Linked DNA regions of Homo sapiens: region 2 is linked to region 1. A link is a loop called in an ENCODE intact Hi-C map of the cell type or tissue named here. Cell type or tissue: endothelial cell of umbilical vein. All regions are shown on one strand. Each heading gives the region's core, and the rest is flanking DNA. Links, peaks and the distances in the headings are about the cores only. Region 1 holds the start of LOC124907880 (a long non-coding RNA gene). Region 2 has its middle 41 kb from the start of GLI2.

Evidence for each region. Hi-C counts contacts between places; a loop is a spot of excess contacts. Peaks named below come from ENCODE experiments on the same cell type or tissue, not always from the same donor. Only the 100,000 strongest peaks of a DNase experiment are listed, where the experiment ranks them.
Region 2: a loop joins it to region 1, with 3 times the contacts of the local background. A loop is called at or near these places in 4 of 110 quality-filtered maps.

Annotation. Positions count from the first base shown.
Region 1 is chr2:120,862,562-120,870,889 of GRCh38, reverse strand. All of the region lies in intron 2 of GLI2 (GLI family zinc finger 2), which reads right to left. LOC124907880 (a long non-coding RNA gene) reads left to right here and starts at 3,488. Exons shown (of 2, transcript XR_007087220.1): 1 at 3,488-3,780; 2 at 4,099-4,510. In endothelial cell of umbilical vein, for the core only: no CTCF peak of the experiment used is centred there; a DNase peak (open chromatin) is centred at 3,439; H3K27me3 peaks cover 996 bases.
Region 2 is chr2:120,690,817-120,699,144 of GRCh38, reverse strand. No RefSeq gene overlaps it. Among named protein-coding and RNA genes, the nearest start is that of GLI2, 41 kb to the left of the region's middle. In endothelial cell of umbilical vein, for the core only: a CTCF peak has its summit at 3,369 (motif pointing left); a DNase peak (open chromatin) is centred at 3,334; H3K27me3 peaks cover 2,103 bases.

The DNA of each region.
Region 1 (8,328 bases), core at 31-8,030:
TGCCTGATGGCTGCTTGCTGGACTGAAGGTGGGCATGCAGGTTGCATGTATTACACGCCAGGTTCTGCAGGAAGAGTCTCTCATATCACAGAAGAGGAAGATGAGGCTCAAGAGGGTTATATGACCTGTGGAAAATCACACACCTATGATGACAGCAACCACAGTCCCACCCTAGGCTCTGGGATCGATCTGGGAGCAGGTCTGAAGGTGGCACATGGCGCGGTCACTTGAAATAATCAAGGGCAAGTGGTCAGCTCAGCAGCCTACACTAAGCAACACAGGTGTGAGCCAGCGCTATCCGTGAAGTTCACATTCCGGCAGGTGTCACTGGCAGTCACACCTCCGCTGAGGCCATACTCCAATCTCTTTCACCAATTCCCTGAGACCTGAACCAAGTCGCTGCCCTCTCTCGGGACTCAGTTTCCTCCCCTGTGAAATGAGGGCGTTGACACCACACAAGATCTCTACAGCTTCTCACCACTCATTCATCTATTCATCCAATGGAGGAGAATGTTTTCTCCTGAACTGATGATGCAAGTAATCTACAGCCATGAGGTTACTCATCCAGACTAAGGCAGTTCCATGGAAACACTGCTGCAGACCTTGTTTTGGTCCCTAAAACATTAGTTTCTCCAGCATCAACTATCACCTCAGCCCATGATGAACACTCATGGTCTGACAGCTCAGCGTACAGGAGGAAAGAAAAGTTCTGTCCTGGGCTGGGTGTGGCAGGCCAGGTGTCTGGACGAAGGGGCAAGGGGGTGAGGGAGCACGGGTGAGACCTGGGCATGGCCTTGATAGCTTTGCACTTCAATCCTCTTATACTTTTGAAAAACTTTGCTTTAAAAGCCATTACTGTATATTAGCCCAACATATTTATACATGTTAGAAATTGGAAAACTTTCCAAAACTGTCTAGAAAGAGAAACAGAACACTAAACCTACTGGTGAGAGCTCTGCAGCACCCTGCAGAGCCCTCTGGACAGTCCCCCTGAAGAACTCCCTGGACTGAAGGTCCCCCTGCAGGGCCCCCTGCAGCCTGGAGCTCAGGAGGGGGTGTCCTTTGACCTTGGGGAACGGGTTTGCTTGCATTTCCTTCCTTCCTTAGTACCCTGAGCCACTCTACTCCTCTGTCTTCAGAATACAAATACAGAGATTTGATTTCATTGGTGCTTTATGCCTTTGGTATTGCCAAATTGTTCTCTCTCTGGCTTCCAGCATCTCACTTCTGGAAACCTTTCTGTAGTTTAAGCGACACTGCCTGGTGATTGATGACTATTTTGCAACTGCTATCAGTTTACTATTTTAACCAATCTATCATAAATCAGGAAGAGGAATGCTGGACCCAAGTGGAGAGTGTAGCTTTTGCTCATTACCTAGGAGGATTATGGCCATTTCATAAAATCCATTATCTAGGGAAAGGATCCTATTGGTGAGGGCCAGCAAAATTCATTTCATGCTTCAAAAGTTTGTGATGGGGCTAGCTAGGGGAAAAAAACTAAATTGTTTGGAAGGTGGGGATCATGATTTGTTTAAAACTCAAGAACAGCCAAGACTGAGCTGTGCCCATTATACCAAGTGGCACTTTGTGTTCAAATGCAAAGGCACTGTTGCCCCCAGGGCCCAGCCCCCTGACCACAGCCCTCCCAGGTCTCACAAACATAGGACTGGCTAGGGAAGTGTGCCCCAGGTTGCTTCTCTCCCCTCCCTGTCCCCACTGGGGCCAGGCCACTCTCAGGAATTCCAGGCCCAGAAATGGTCTCCTCTGTGACCTCCCTGCCAAAAAAGCATTGGTACAAAAACAGGCACATAGACCAATGGAACAGAATAGAGAACTCTTGGCCCAGTCCTGTCTCCAGAAAGCAGCTAGAGCCATGTCCCCACACAACCACCTGGTCATGTCCTTCCCAGTGCACTGAGAGGATCCCAAATCTCATGACCTCCAATACGATGTGCCCGCCCCTGCACCTTGCTTCCTGCAAGGTCCAAGGGCAATGACCTTTCCCCTCTTCCTTGAGCTCCTCTTTCCCTCTCAGAAGATGCCACACGTTCTCCTTGCCTTGGCCTGGAAAGTCTCCCCACAAAATGCACAGAAGGGTCTTTCCAGGACACTGCTGCTGCATCCCTACCTGTTACCTGAGGGTTCCAGTCACCCGCCCCCTCTTCCCTCGACCATTTCTCTTCTAGCAAGTCACACTCTGACATGATTTGAGGTCACAATCACCATTTCCCAAAAGGCAGCTCCCAGGAAGGTCTCACCTCCTTACCTAACTTTGTTTCTGAATGGCAAAGGGAAAATGCAAGTGTCCCCAGGAGGGAGGGGGCCAGCTGCCCCTGCCTGTTCCTTCCCTGCAAGGCCTTAGGGGCAGCATCACCTCCCACTGGAAAAAGTCCTCCCACTTTTAGGACCTCTGGGGCCCAGAAGGCAGGGCTGGGTAAAGCCCTTTAGAAAGTCAAAAGAAGAAAGATTCGATAGATGTTGCAAAGAAAAAAGACGATGAAATAAAGTGTCTTCTAGATTTTGCCAAGCCTCCAGAACATTCCTGTTCGATATGATTTTGTTTCCTTCTCTCCTATACTTAACTTTCCCCAAATTCATTCCTCACGCGAAAACAGCATGGTCCCCCGGGAAGCTGTTTTAACACACACATGTTTTTCTAAGTAACCGTGAGCTGGGACTCGCAGACAATAAAGCTTCTTGTCTGGAGTCCTCCTTGCAGCTCAAACCGCGGGGAATTGAAGTGGCGAAGACTGAGCTCTCAGAAGCTCGGCTTTGCCGGATCTCAGAAGAAACTCTCAGTTCAGAGTTCTCACTGGTACCCCGAGAGTTCGAAGGGCTCGGAGTACATCCGTTGCGGGAGGCTGGGGGGGCAGGAAAGAACGCCTACGGCTGACAGTGTGAATCTTCCAGAGCCCCCAGTCCCTGGCACGCTCGCCTGGGTCCACGCAGGAGCCGCCTCACTTTCTTGCTCCATTTTCTCGGCAGTGCCTCCATGCCTCCCCACATTCCCTCTCTCTCCTCCCCTCCAGCTGTGTCCACCCAGTTCCTTCCTTTCCTCCCCCATCCTCCCTCCCTCCTTCCCTCCAGCTCCCCCCGCCTGAGGCCCAGCACAGCCTCCCTGCCTTGGCGCCTACTTATGCTTGCTGGCTTCAAACTTGGAGCGCAGCAGACAAGGGGAAGGGACGTGGGAGAAGGGCGCTGCAGGCCAGGCCTTCACACACAAGAGCGGCCTCATCAGCACTCCTTTCCAGGGAGCGTCTCCGGAAAAGCTGCCGTCCTCCTTCAACTTACCCAGCGTGCGGGGAGGGCGGAGGGACGCAGCACCCAGAGGGGCGGCGGTGCGGGGAGGGCACTGCCCAGCGGCGGCACTGCCCAGCGGCAGGAGAGGCGGTGGACCGCCGGGCTGGAGCGCAGGGAACATCAAGTGGCCGCCGAGGGAGGCGGGGCTGCATGAATCATTTATAACCGGCGGCGGCCAGGGTTTAGGAGCGCTCGCTGGCTGGCTGGCTAACGGAAAGGCTGGCTGGACTCGGGGATCCAGCCACACTGCTGGCGGGCAGCATGCTGTCCACCCTGCGGGTGCCTTTCTCAGACTAGGGCCCGCATGAATTCCGCCTCCCGGGAGAAGCTGACGTCGGCATGCCTTCCAGGGGCAGCGGCTGCCCTCCAGGGTCTGGAACTTGGGGGTCATGCTGCCTCCAACTCCTGACTCTGTGGCCCCAAGAGGAAGAGGAAGCTGGGTGGGATCTTAGGGGCCATGTGGACTAGGCAGCCCACTGGGTAAGAAGGGGAAATTGAGGCCCGGGAAGGGAGGGAGACTTGTCCAAGGCGCACAAGGCTGTGAAAGACATGACTGGCCCCCAGGCCACTGTGCACCTTCTGAGCCGGCTCCCTGCAGTTCCCTGAGGGCACTGAGAGCTGCAGAGCCTGGAAGTGGAGTCCCTGCGGGCAGTGCAGGTGAAGGTGGCTCCTCACACACAGGGGTCATGGGGGGATCTGAACCCACATCCCCAGCCAGCCTGAAATGTCACTCATCGAGTTTCAGTCTTTCGAATCAAGCTGTGGAAAATCACACCCACCCTCTTTTCCCTTCCGCAGGGAGTGGGCACGTGAAAAGTACTTTGGGACACGGAGTTCCAATCAAACAGAAGACTGGAACCTCAGCACCTCCAAAGCTCACGGACCCGCTGGTGAGGGCTGCCCGGACTGCTGATTCCACTCAGCCACTCACCACCCGCCCTGTCTGCCAGGTGCCATGTGCAAGGATGCTGCATTTTCTGCTAATGGGGGTGGGGGATGGCAGGAGACATAATGGGGTGGGGAGGGGTCATTGCTATTGTCGTCATCACTCTTTGTCACCCCAATGGCATTCTATACCTTCTTTTGCATCTGATCTCAAGGCATCAAGAATATGAAAAACAGCTCTTCTGTCCCCAAAAGGGAGATCTTACCTTAAGCAATGGGATTACCATTAAGTACAAGACATTTGACATTAAACCATTAAGCACAAGACATTTGACATTAATCCCAGGACAGGATGGGAGGAAGGGCCCTGACCAGGAGGGGGGCACTCCAGAGTCGGCCACCCGCTGCCCTTGCCCTGACCTGTCCCGTAGCTCTCCTCGTCACAGGCTCAGACTCCACGTCCCTACCCGAGACCCTCTGACTGTGGCCAAGCTCCAGCCCTACCCTATCCCCAACACCCTCTGCTACATTCCTGCAGAAGCACAGGCTGAGGCCTCTAGAGTAAGACATGTTTCTTATGCAGGAGGCGGGGGGCTATGGGACCCCATCTTAAGCCAAGAAATCAGCTCAGGCCTGCATGGGCCTTCCTCGAATCTTGAAGGAACTGTGGACATCTTTCAGCATGGGGAGCAAGAGTGAGTCCCATAAACACCAACTGCATCCCCACTCTGAGTCTGGGCAGTGCTGGCCCCAGGCACAGGGTGTTGGGCTGGAAATGGCCTGCTCTTCCCTCTCTTGAACAGGGGGGGTGCCAGGTCCAGAGAGAGAGCCTGGCCTGCCTGGGGTACCCGGAGTGGGACGCATGGCAAAGCCTTGAATGCAGAGGGGCTGCATGAGCAGGCGTTGGCTGGCACTATCTGAGCACCGCATATACCCTCCCCACGGCATACAGCAGCCCTTGAGATGAGTCAGGTGGCTTCCTGGGATGGCAGGGATGGGGAGAAGATGGTCAAACCAGACGCTGCTTCAGCGACACTTCTATAGGGCCATGGGGTTGCAAAGGGATCAGAGGTTTGTCCCGGTCACTTACACAAAAAGCTCAACCCCAACGCTCCCGGGTCAGCAAAACTGAAAAGCAGAACCCCTTCTTGGGTGGTACTGCCTCCAAGGGCACCGCAAAGGCCACAGAAAGAAAACAAGGGAAGGGAACCAAACTTTTCCTCAGCCTCGGGGGAGAACTAGACCATGCTGGAGGCTGGTGGAATGGAGCCTCCAACTCTTTCCTGATGGGACCCTTGCCAGAAGGACCCCGTCCCTCCTAGTGGCGAGGACAGAACTCCTTAAGTTCAGAATCCTGATCCTTCTGACAGTAGTCGGGTGGCAACTGTGTTACATGGGGGGCAGGGCATCTATGCAGACAGCAGGACCTGGCCCAGCTACTGTTTGCATGCAGTGAGCTCATCGATGAGGCTCCCCTCCATGCAGTGGCTGCTCTGGAACCGCGAAGGGCTCCACTGACACAGGCAAGCGCTCAGACACTCGAGCCACGTTTAGTCAGCCCTCCTGGCTCGGGCTCCCCAGCCCCGGATACTACCCATAGATGGAAGTGATGAGGCCTCAGGCAGAATCCCAGGGCACCATCACCAGCCCTTCCCCTCAGCTTCCCTGGGGCAATGTTCAGGCTCAGAATGAGGCACTACCGAGTTGGAAGAGAACTGGTTGGACCCCAACAGTGAATGCCCCACAGAAAGGGCTGCTCTCTGGACCCCACGGCCATCTCCAGAGAGACCCCTTCCCAAGGTGTCTGCAGCCTGGGCCAGGCCTTCCATAGGCAGTGATGATTCTGAGCTGGTTCTCTTCAGCCAGGCTTAGAGGAGGAGGGGTTTGAAGAAATGCCCTTCCATGACATACAAGTGACCCACAGAGAGCCAAAGCCCTGCTCAGGTAAGAGAGGATGGGGCCGGGCGCGGTGACTCACGCCCGTAATCCCAGCACTTTGGGAGGCCAACGTGGGTGGATTACGAGGTCAAGAGATCGAGACCATCCTGGCTAAAAATACAAAAAAATTAGCTGGGTGTGGTGGTGGGCACCTGTAGTTTCAGCTACTTGGGAGGCTGAGGCAGGAGAATGGTGTGAACCTGGGAGGCGGAGCTTGCAGTGAGCCGAGATCGTGCCACTGCACTCCAGCCTGGGCGACAGACAGAGCGAGACTCCGTCTCAAAAAAAAAAGAGAGGGTGGGAGTGCCTCTGGCAAGCCCACTCCAATCCCCATTCGACCCCTACCTTCAGCCATCGAGACACATGGGCTCTGCACAGAGCAGGACTTGCAGGGGCAGAGGTTGGAGATGGGATCAGCTGGAGCTGCCTTGGCCCTGAGCAACCCATGTAAAAAACAGCAGGTGGGAAACGGACACAGCCAGGCAACAAAACTACAGTCAAGACCAGCCTGTGTGCTCTTGTCCCAGGGGACAGTGTCTCCCAGAACTACCTTTCCTGGAAGCAGCCCTCCCGTCTGTGTGTGCCAGCCCTGCAGGAAGACCATGGCATCCTACCAGTGTCCCCACACGGGCCCTCACAGAGCCTCCTCCTGCAGGCTGCCACCAGGACTCTCCACACCCAGAACTTTCCCTGGCTCCACCAAAGCCCAGTAGGTAACCTCTAAGTCCAGTGACTGCCCTTGGGAATTTGTCTACTTCTCCAGCCGCCCTCCACACACAAGTCATTTTGCTGCCAAACTGGCCTTTCCATTGACCCTAATATGCCCGCAGACACAGCAGACACAGCAGACGCCACCCTCTCTCCTGTTCACATTGACGCCTCAGCCCCATCAACTCCTCCTCCAAGCAAAAGGCTTCCTGGAAGGGCTGCCTCGGCCTCGCCCTCCTGTGACTCAGCTTATCTGTGCTGTTCCCAGGACATATCAGACCCTTTATGTTGTTCTGAATACAGGCTATTCCCACTTACAAATGAGCTGTGTTCTCAAAGGTCGACATATTATAAATCAATGATTTGGAACTTAAATGCATTTTCCCATAAAAAATAATGTAACATAATATGAGTAGCTTTCCATGTTAGCCCACAAATGCCCAGATAATCCACATTGTGGCTAAGATACTACATAGATGCAGTTAAAACCTCTATTTAAAAAATACAATACTAGTAATTAAGTAGACTGAAAATCATTAAGCATCTGATTAAAACAGAATAAAGAACTGTGTGTTCTTCACGTGGAGTCCTAGTGCTTGAAGCAAGGCAGGCTCTCATCATAGCAGGAGAGACGGCCCGTGGTGGATTCTACAGCCCTGGGGTTGTGCAATCACAGGTGTGGGGTGGAGACCGCGGTCAGGAAGAGGCAAGCACTGACTGGGTCAGGCAGCCCTTGACCAGGGGCAACACGGGCACTGGCCGGAGCCAAGGCATGCAAGGGTCCTGAGGGGCAGTGGTCGGCTGCCGGAGAAATGCCTGCAATTGCTCCTCTTTAGGGAACTTGTGGGCTTCATGCTTCCAGGGTCTCCCAGAAACTCCTGTTAATCCATCAGTAGGCATGTTGTCCTCTCATTGGTCTTGACTAAGTCCAAGTTGTGAGTTGTCTAAGCCAAGTCCTCCAATGGCTCAACCACAGCAATAGCCCCTTCCAGGCGCTCTGGTCACCTTGCAGGCCTATGAAGCAGATGTTGTTAACATGGATGAAAACCCAAGACTTGAGTTTTTGCAGCTGGCAAGGGGCAGAGCTGATCCCCAGCTGCTCCACTGCCTCTGGAAGCTCCCTCCGACTGGGGAGCCAGGGAGGGAAAGAGATACGAGCTACAATCTCATGCTACCAATGAACACAAAGTACAATTTGCCACCAGCCCTATTAGCTGGAGGTCTGAGCAGGCTGTCCTCTTAGGCGGGAGGAGCCCCGCTCTGAGCCGGGGCCAGCCTTCCACTTTGGCTGTATTGCTAACCCCACACTCGCTCACCCAGAACCTCGGAGTGCCTGCCCTGCACAGGCACCAGTGAAGCGATAATGAATAAGATATTGTGCATTTCCTCAAAGATCTGAGAAGGCCCAGGCTTGGCCCCCCACCTGCCCAGCTCAGCACCCTCACCGGCCCACCTACACACAAAGTGCTCACGATGGACCCACAAGGGCTCCGGCTC
Region 2 (8,328 bases), core at 125-8,124, 170 kb after region 1:
TACTCACAACTTTCCCCAGAAAGCATCTTTTAAGTTGAGTAAGGCCAACTTCATTTCCAAGCACTGACTCAAAGGACGTTTCCAGAGCAGAGAATTCTAGAATGTTTCTTGATAATCCAATCTGGGTCACTCTTAAAAAAGATTTTAAATTTACTTCTTATCTATCTCTGTAGAAAGTGAGAAGAGAGGGGGTAAGTCCAGAAGACATGAATGGGGAAAGAAAACGTGCTATCTGTTGAGATATTTCAAAGGGACACCCATTTCCACCTACATGTTCCAGTTACTATGCTGCATAATGCGTTACCCAGAAACTTCACAGCTTGGAGCAACCCTCTTAACATGCTCACAGATTCTATTGGTCAGGGCTTCAGACCTGTTGGTCAGGGCCCAGCAGAGGATGGCTCCTCTCTGCTCCATGCTGTCCGGACCTCAGCTGGGAAGACTCCATGCCAGGACTTGAGCTGGAGCTGCTGAACCAAGCATCTTCCCATGGGCCACCTGTGACACTTGGGCATCTTCCCAGCACGGCCACCTTGAGGGGTGTTTAGACTTCATCCTTGACAGCTCAGGGACACAAAAGCTAGTGACCCCACAAACAAGCAGAAGCCTAATGGACTTTTCAAATGGACCCAGGCTTGGAAGTCACTCTGTGTCATATCTGCCACACCATTTGGGTGACAAATTAGTCACACAAGTCTATCCAGATTCAAGCTCCAAGGGGTAGAGATCACTCAAAGAATTTGTAATCATACAAAGGAAGAACAAACGGCTCTAAATCAAGTCACCCCCATTAAATTTTTTTTAACTAAAGACATCGTCTTCAGTCTTTTATTGTTTACTCCTAATGTGAAAAATTATTTTATTTTTAAAAATTGTGTTAAAACATATGTAACATAAAATTTACCATTTTATTTTTTTTTTTTTGAGATGGAGTCTGGCTCTGTCGCCCAGGCTGGAGTGCAGTGGTGCGATTTTGGCTCACTGCAACCTCTGCCTCCAAGGTTCAAGCAATTCTCCTGCCTCAGCCTCCTGAGTAGTGGGGATCACAGGTGCCCGCCACCACACCCGGCTAATTTTTTTGTATTTTTAGTAGAGATGGAGTCTCACCATGTTGGCCAGGCAGGTTTTGAACGCCTGACCTCAAGTAATCCACCCACCTCGGCCTCCCCAAAGTGCTAGGTTTACAGGCATGAGCCACTGTGCCCGGCCCATTTTAATTATTTTAAACTGTACAGTTCAATGGCATCAAGTACATTCCCATTGTTATGCCACCGTCGCCACCATCCATCTGCAGAACTCTTGCATCCTGTAAAACTGAAGCTCTGCACCCACTAAACAGCAACTCCTAGTTCCCCATCTCCCCAGCCCCCAGCAACTGCCATTCTACTTTCTGTCTCTATGATGTTAACTACTTTAGGATCCTCACATAAGTGGAATGCAGCAGTATATGTCCTTTTGGACTGCCTTATCTCACTCAGCATAATGGCCTCAAAGGTCTATGTTCTAGCATGTGTCAGAATTTCCTTCTTTCCAAGGCTGAATTATATTCCATTGTATGGAGAGGTCACATTGTATTTATCCACTCATCCGTTGATGGGCACTTTGGTTGCTGTACCTTTTGGTTATTGTGAATAATGCTGCTATGAACTTCAGTGTACAAACATCTCTTCTATCTCTGCTTTCAATTCTTTTGGGTATATTCTCAGAAGCGCAATTGCTGGATCCTATGGTAATTCTATTTTTATTTATTTATTTATTTATTTTTTGAGACGGGATTCTTCTCTGTTGCCCAGGCTGGAGTGCAGTGGCATCATCACAGCTCACTGTAGCCTCTGCCTTCTGGGCTCAGGTGATCCTCCCACCTCAGCCTCTTGGGTAGCTGGGACTACAGGCATGCATCATAATGCTTGACTAATTTTCTGTACTTTTAGTAGAGACAGGGTTTCACCGTATTTCTCAGGCTGGTCTCGAATTTCTGGGCTCAAGTGATCCACCCACCTCGGCCTCCCAAAATGTTGAGATTACAGATGTGAGCCACCATGCCTGACGGTAATTCTATGTTTAATATTTTGAGGAATAGCCATATGGTTTCCATAGCAACTGCACCATTTTACATTCCCACCTACAGTGCACAACAGTTCCAATTTCTTTCCATCCTTGCCAACTCGTGTTATTTTCTACTTTTTTGATGTTAGCCATCTTAATTGGTGTGAGTGATTAAATGCATTTTATTTACATTTGATCCTGAGAAAATCTCTTGAGATACCTACCATGATGATCACCCCAAGTCTTAGAAAAAAGAAAACTAAAGAGAAGAGAAGCTAGTAAGTGGTGTTGCCAGAATTAAAATCCAGGCCTGCCAATCACCAGTCTCTCCTAGTGGGGGCTGCTTGGAACTGAAGATCCCTCAAAATTCTCCAGTTCTTCTGGGAAGCCCCTCCCTCCCTTCCCCAGCCCCTGTCCCATCTCTCTTGCCTTGCCTGGCCACCCATCCTGTCTGAATTCACTAACCCGGAACCAGGTTCTAGTGGGACTCAGTGATGGCCACATTGACGTAAGCAGCCAAGGGAAGCAATATAGTGTGTAGAACAAGAGTCCTGAGGCTACGAATCAGATGCTAGGGTTGAAGGCTTGAGTCTGAGTGTGAGATTTCAGGCATTTACCCAAGAAACTCAACCAGTCTGGAGCTCAATTTGCTCTTCCACAAAATGGGAGGAAGCAAGGGGGTGGTGAGACCACGGGGAGATAAAATGAAGTGCTGAAATGACATGCAACGTGAGCCTTGTTGTTTGCAGTGTGCCATTTAGCTGTCGTTTTGGGGTGTTTTCCCTTAGAGGCTTCAGCTTATCCCTCTGCACTCCTAGCTGCTTTCTGCCGCTGGGCCGCAGCCGCGTTTCTGATGCCACCACGGAAGGGGAAAGCCGAGCAGTCCCTGCCATTTCGTGCTTTTAGGACGCAGCACAAAGTGTGCTGGGCAGAGCTTGGACTTCGAATGCAGACGGCTGGCTTCTGATTCCCCCTCTGCCACTGAGCAGCGGGGCGTTACTCTGCCTGGCTTCCTCTGCCACAAAATAGGCTTCCAAATGCCGTTTTGCGGGGCTGCTGCAAATGGAATTTGCTCATAGTTGTCCGGGGCCCAGCACTGTGTCTGAAATGCTGTAGATGCTCAATAAATGCTGGGTTATTCCCCTTGGTACAGAAAGAGGGCTGCAGGATGCAAAGGCCAAAATACTCCAGGAAATATGACGCTGAGCTGAGAGCGCATTGCTCCCTCTACGGTCAGATCTCCGTCCCGCGGTTTTTGCGGTCCCGACTATTGCTGTCGGAGGACGGCAGTGGAGCGACTCTATTCTTAATTCGACTCTTCCACCTGGTGGCGGATTGCTAAAATGCACTTTTGGAGTTGGGATCCAATTTGAATGCCCTGCTCAGAGCAATTTGAGGACTGGAGCCAGAATTGTCACTCTGTTCCACCCTCTAGCCATCCACCCACTTCGTTATTTCCATTGTCCTCCGGGACTCTCCTCTTTCCCCGAGCCCCCCAGCGGAGTAGACGCAGCTGTGAGGCTGCAGGACCGGAAGATTTGCGGTGTTCTTCCCGAGAGGGCTTTCTATGCCCAGAGATCAGGAGGATGGGAGAAAGAGAAGGGAAGGATAGGGGCCACGTGGACTGAAGGAGTAAGAAACCCGGGTCTGGAGACGGAGCTTGCAGTGAGCCGAGATCGCGCCACTGCACTCCAGCCTGGGCGACAGAGCAAGACTCCGTCTCAAAAAAAAAAAAAAAAAAAGAAAAAGAAAAAAAGAAAGAAAAAGAAGAAGAAGAAGAAAAGGAAAGAAAAGAAACCCAGGTCTTCTGGGGGCTGACGGGTTTCCATGGGGGGCCTTCTCACTTTTTTACTCCCTTAGGAGAGGCAACCGCCTTCCTTGGAGGCCAGGTTTGGAGGCTTCTCCACGAGATCACAGAAGTTCTGCCAACTCCCCAACCTGTCCAATGGGTCCTAGGCTCTTTATGCCTTAGAACAGAAGTCAGGGGACTTGGACACATTGTGGAGTGATATGGGACACTCTCTCCTCTGAGAAACAGATGACCCTCCAAGAGGCGCCAGCAGTGGAGCACTGTCTGGAGCATTTTGGGGTCCTGCTTGGAATGCTGCTATCTAATAAGCCTGGGGCGTTCTGGGGTGGCCACCTGGCAGCTTTTGGACCTGAGCCAACAAGTCTCTGTGATTTACCTCGTAGGATCATTCCTTTTGGGCAGTAGGTGGTGAGAAGAACAGTGTGAGGACATCAGCGCAACCAGCCATGGTTGGGAGCAGGAGACAGGGGCGCCTTGTATGTGCTCTCCAGGCTGTCCCCACCTCCTTCCATGTGCGATGTCAGTGCCCTGAATCAGAGTACTGGCTGGAAGGCCTTCCCCCCGAGCCCCTGCCACTGGAGCAGGTGGGAGTGTGGGCGTGGGGGGATGCTGGAGGAACATCCTCAAACCTGACACCCTGGTACAGCCCAAGGAAGAGGGGCTGATCATGGCTTCTCTGCCCATCTGAGCCCAGTCAGCGTCAAAAGCCCTTTCCAGGCAGCCTGGAGAACACCTTCCCACCAGGATGTCTTATTAATGAAATCAATAATGAAATCATTACCGAGGACATTATCAAATGCTCCTGCCTCTTCTGGGAGCTGCTGCTTAGAAAACAGGAAGGATGGGCTTTTCCCAAAACTCATGTTGAACGGTTTCAGACATCCAGAAAAGTTGAAACAACAGGTCTATGTCACTTAGATTCTACAATTCTTAATATTTTGTCATGCTTGGTTCCTTTCCACCTTTTCCATAGATGTAACACAGATATATGTAGATACACACACACACGCATGCACACATGTTTTTATGTGTGTGGGTCAGTTTGAAAGTTGCTGACTCGGTGACATTTCACCCTCTTTAACAGACATCTCTTAAGAATAGGGATATTCTCCTCTGTAACCATGAGACCATTACTGTACTTAAGAAAGTCACCAACAGTTCAGTAATACCTAATATTGAATCCATTTTCAAATTTTCAGAGTTGTCGCCTAAATGTCTTTGATGGCTGATTTTTTTTTTTTTTTGAGCTGGGATCCGATCAAGATCACATATTACATTTGCTGGTTATGGTTTTTTGTCTTTAGTCCCTTTTAATTTAGAAGGATTTAGCTGGGCGTGGTGGCTCATGCCTGTAATCTCAGCATTTTGGGAGGCTAAAGTGGGTGGATCACCTGAGGCCAGGAGTTCGAGACCAGCCTGACCAAAATGGTGAAACCCAGTCTCTACTAAAAATACAAAAATTAGCCGGCATGGTGGTGCACACCTGTAGTCCCAGCTACTCGGGAGGCTGACACAGGAGAATCACCTGAACCTAGGAGGCGGTGGTTGCAGTGAGCCCAGATTGTGCCACTGCACTCCAACCTGGGTGATGGAGAGAGACAGTCTCAAAAAAAAAAAAAAAAAAAAAGGAAAGAAAAAAAATTAAAAGGATTCTCTAGCCTTTTTTTAAAAAAAGAAATCTTCATGTCATTGACATTTTCAGAGCATGCAGATCAATTGTTTCGCAGACATTCTCTCACTTTGACTCTGTTGGGTCTTTTTCCTTCGTGACTAGAATCAGGTTTTCTGCACAAATCCTATGTGGGGAACGTGGGGTCCTTCTTGGTGCATGGCTTCAGAGGCACATGAGGCCAGGTTGTTGGACTAACAGTGATGCTGGTGACATCCCCTGGTTAGGGTGATGTTAGGCAGATCGATGTGTCATCTCCATCAGTATTGTTTCTGATGTCCTCATGGCCCCAGCATTAGTCAGTGGAAACCCATCAGACAACTTCCTATGTCTGTTTATCCTGGCCCTGATTAGTCTTCAATAACACCCTTGTTTCTGGCACCAGACATCCAAGATTTGCCTTGTCTCTTCCAGCCCAGACCTGGAACCACCTATTTCTCCAGGGAGGCCTGGTTCTTTGAGTGGAGAAGGGTATTTAAAAATCCAAGACTGGGACCTAACTGTGCTCCTCACTAGTAGACAGAGCTGGGCAATGGGCATATTAACTCAGGAGTGGATGCCGGTGCCAGGAAGAGGGTGTGGGACCCAGGGCAGAGGCACAGTCAGAGGTGTTGGCTGAGTGTCCGAAACCAGGGTCTGAGAAGGTCTGGAGTTGCTGGGAGAGCTGATAGGTGCCACCTTTGGGATTTTTCCTGACTTCAAACTCGATGACTCCACAGAGCCTGTGGCGAGATGCCTAAGTGATTAACTTCTGAGCAGGGCTGGAAGAAAGGCTTTGGGGCGCTGTGAGGTTGAGACCTTGGTGTGGAGGGAAATGTGGGCCTGTACTGCTCAGTCAGCCTCTAAGATGGGTGGGCTGCACACAATCACCCCTTCCCGGTCAGTGCTAGAGCTGGGAGTGGGGTGGGGAGGAAGTTGAGGGCCAGTCAGAGAAGAAGGAGGGGTGAGGGGGTGCCCCACTATGGGATCCCTGCAGTTGGGAACCCCATAAAAAGGCATCAAAACAAACCTGAGGCCAGGTGCGGTGGCTCATACTTGTAATCCCAGCACTTTGGGAGGTTGAGGTGAGTGGATCACCTGAGGTCAGGAGTTTGAGACCAGCCTGGCCAATGTGGTGAAACCCCGTCTCTACCAAAAATACAAAACTTAGCCGAGCATGGTGGCACATGCGCCTGTAATCCCTGCTACTTGGGAGGCTGAGGCAGGAGAATTGCTGGAACCTGGGAGGTGGAGGTTACAGTGAGCTGAGATTGCACCACTGCACTCCAGCCTGGGCGACAGAGCGAGACTCTGTCTCAAAAAACAACAACAACGACAAACAAACAAACAACAAAAAAACCCCACAAACCCGAGCATCACCACCAGCTTCCTAGGACTCCCAAAAGCAGGGTGGGAGCCAAGAATTCTCCATGGAGGGGAAGAGGTCCCAAGCCCCCACAGATTGGGGCTCCGCTTTGATCTGTCTCAGCTGGTGGGCCCAGCGCAGCAGAAGGGCCAGCAGAGAGGAGCACGTTTACAATGAGCAGTGCACCTTGGAGGTTGTTTTGTGGCTTTGCACAGAGAGGCGTCTAAAGCTTCTTTATGACTGCAGCGTTCCATTGTGTGGATTTACCAAATGTTATCTCATTTTATCCAACCAGCACCCTATTGATGGCTATTGAGGCTGCTCCCAGAGTGTTTTGCTATTACAAACTGTATTCTGATGAATAGTCTTGTACATGGGTTTTTGTGCATTAATAAGAGTTTGTCTTGGGATACATTCCTACAAGTTGAAATGCTGATTCAAAGGCATTATTTAATTCCTCAAGCTGCCTTCCACAGAGGTTGCACCCTCCTACTACCATTGGCAACATGAGTGTCTGATTTGGAAGGCTGGCGGAGTAAACACATTGTGGTCCCTACCAACATGGCTGCTGTGGTCCCTACCAAGATGGCTGCTGTGCTCCGGGCTGGGTGAGCACACTAGATGTGCACAGAATCCATTTTTGTTACAGATCAGGTTTCAAGCACAAACGCACAGGTGCCCTTCCTGGCAGCTGCTTCCAATGGCAATGCCCCAGCAGCTGCCTGTCTCTCCTGACATGCTTAAGGGTGCAGGCCGAGGAAGGCCCAGTGGGCTGTCTGCAAGTTGAGGGAGGCACTCAAGGCAGAAGTCAAGTGCTCCTGGGTTGCAAACCTGGAATAAACTGGAATGGTTGCTAGGACAAGGAGCCTCATGCAGGCAGGGGTGGCATGTTTCCAGTGTAACCATCATGGAATATATGTAATCATAGCAGTGTAATGATAATGCTATGCAATTTTTGTCTCCCCTTGACTCCAAATCCACGCTGGGGGCCAATTCTTTGCCTAGCCCTTTGTGAATTTCAGGGCATTTCCCCATGACTTTTCTTATCACCCTTAGGTAATAAAAAGTACTCTGGTTCCCTTAAGTCATACAAGACAGACCCAGTTCTGCATAAATGTGTTCCGTTCAGTGTAATGAGTAAAACTTTCATTAATAGGCATGCTTCTCCATCCCCAGCCTGACACACTGGCCTCCTGGAGGTGGGTGGGAGTGGAGCTGCTTCTCTCCTTCCTCCAGGATCCCCTTGCCTTTGTCCGCCACCTTGTCACTCCTGTGCTCTGGGGTGAGGGTGGAGGGAGGAGAGGTGTGTGGGGCAGGGCCGGGGGGAGGGATTCTGACACGCTGATCCGATGTTGGTTGGGCACTTGGGCTGGCAGGTGGTGGAATCTGGCATTTCGGTACAGCGGCTCTCTAGCTCCAACTTCCCTTGACCATTCTAACGCTGCTCTCTGGCTCATT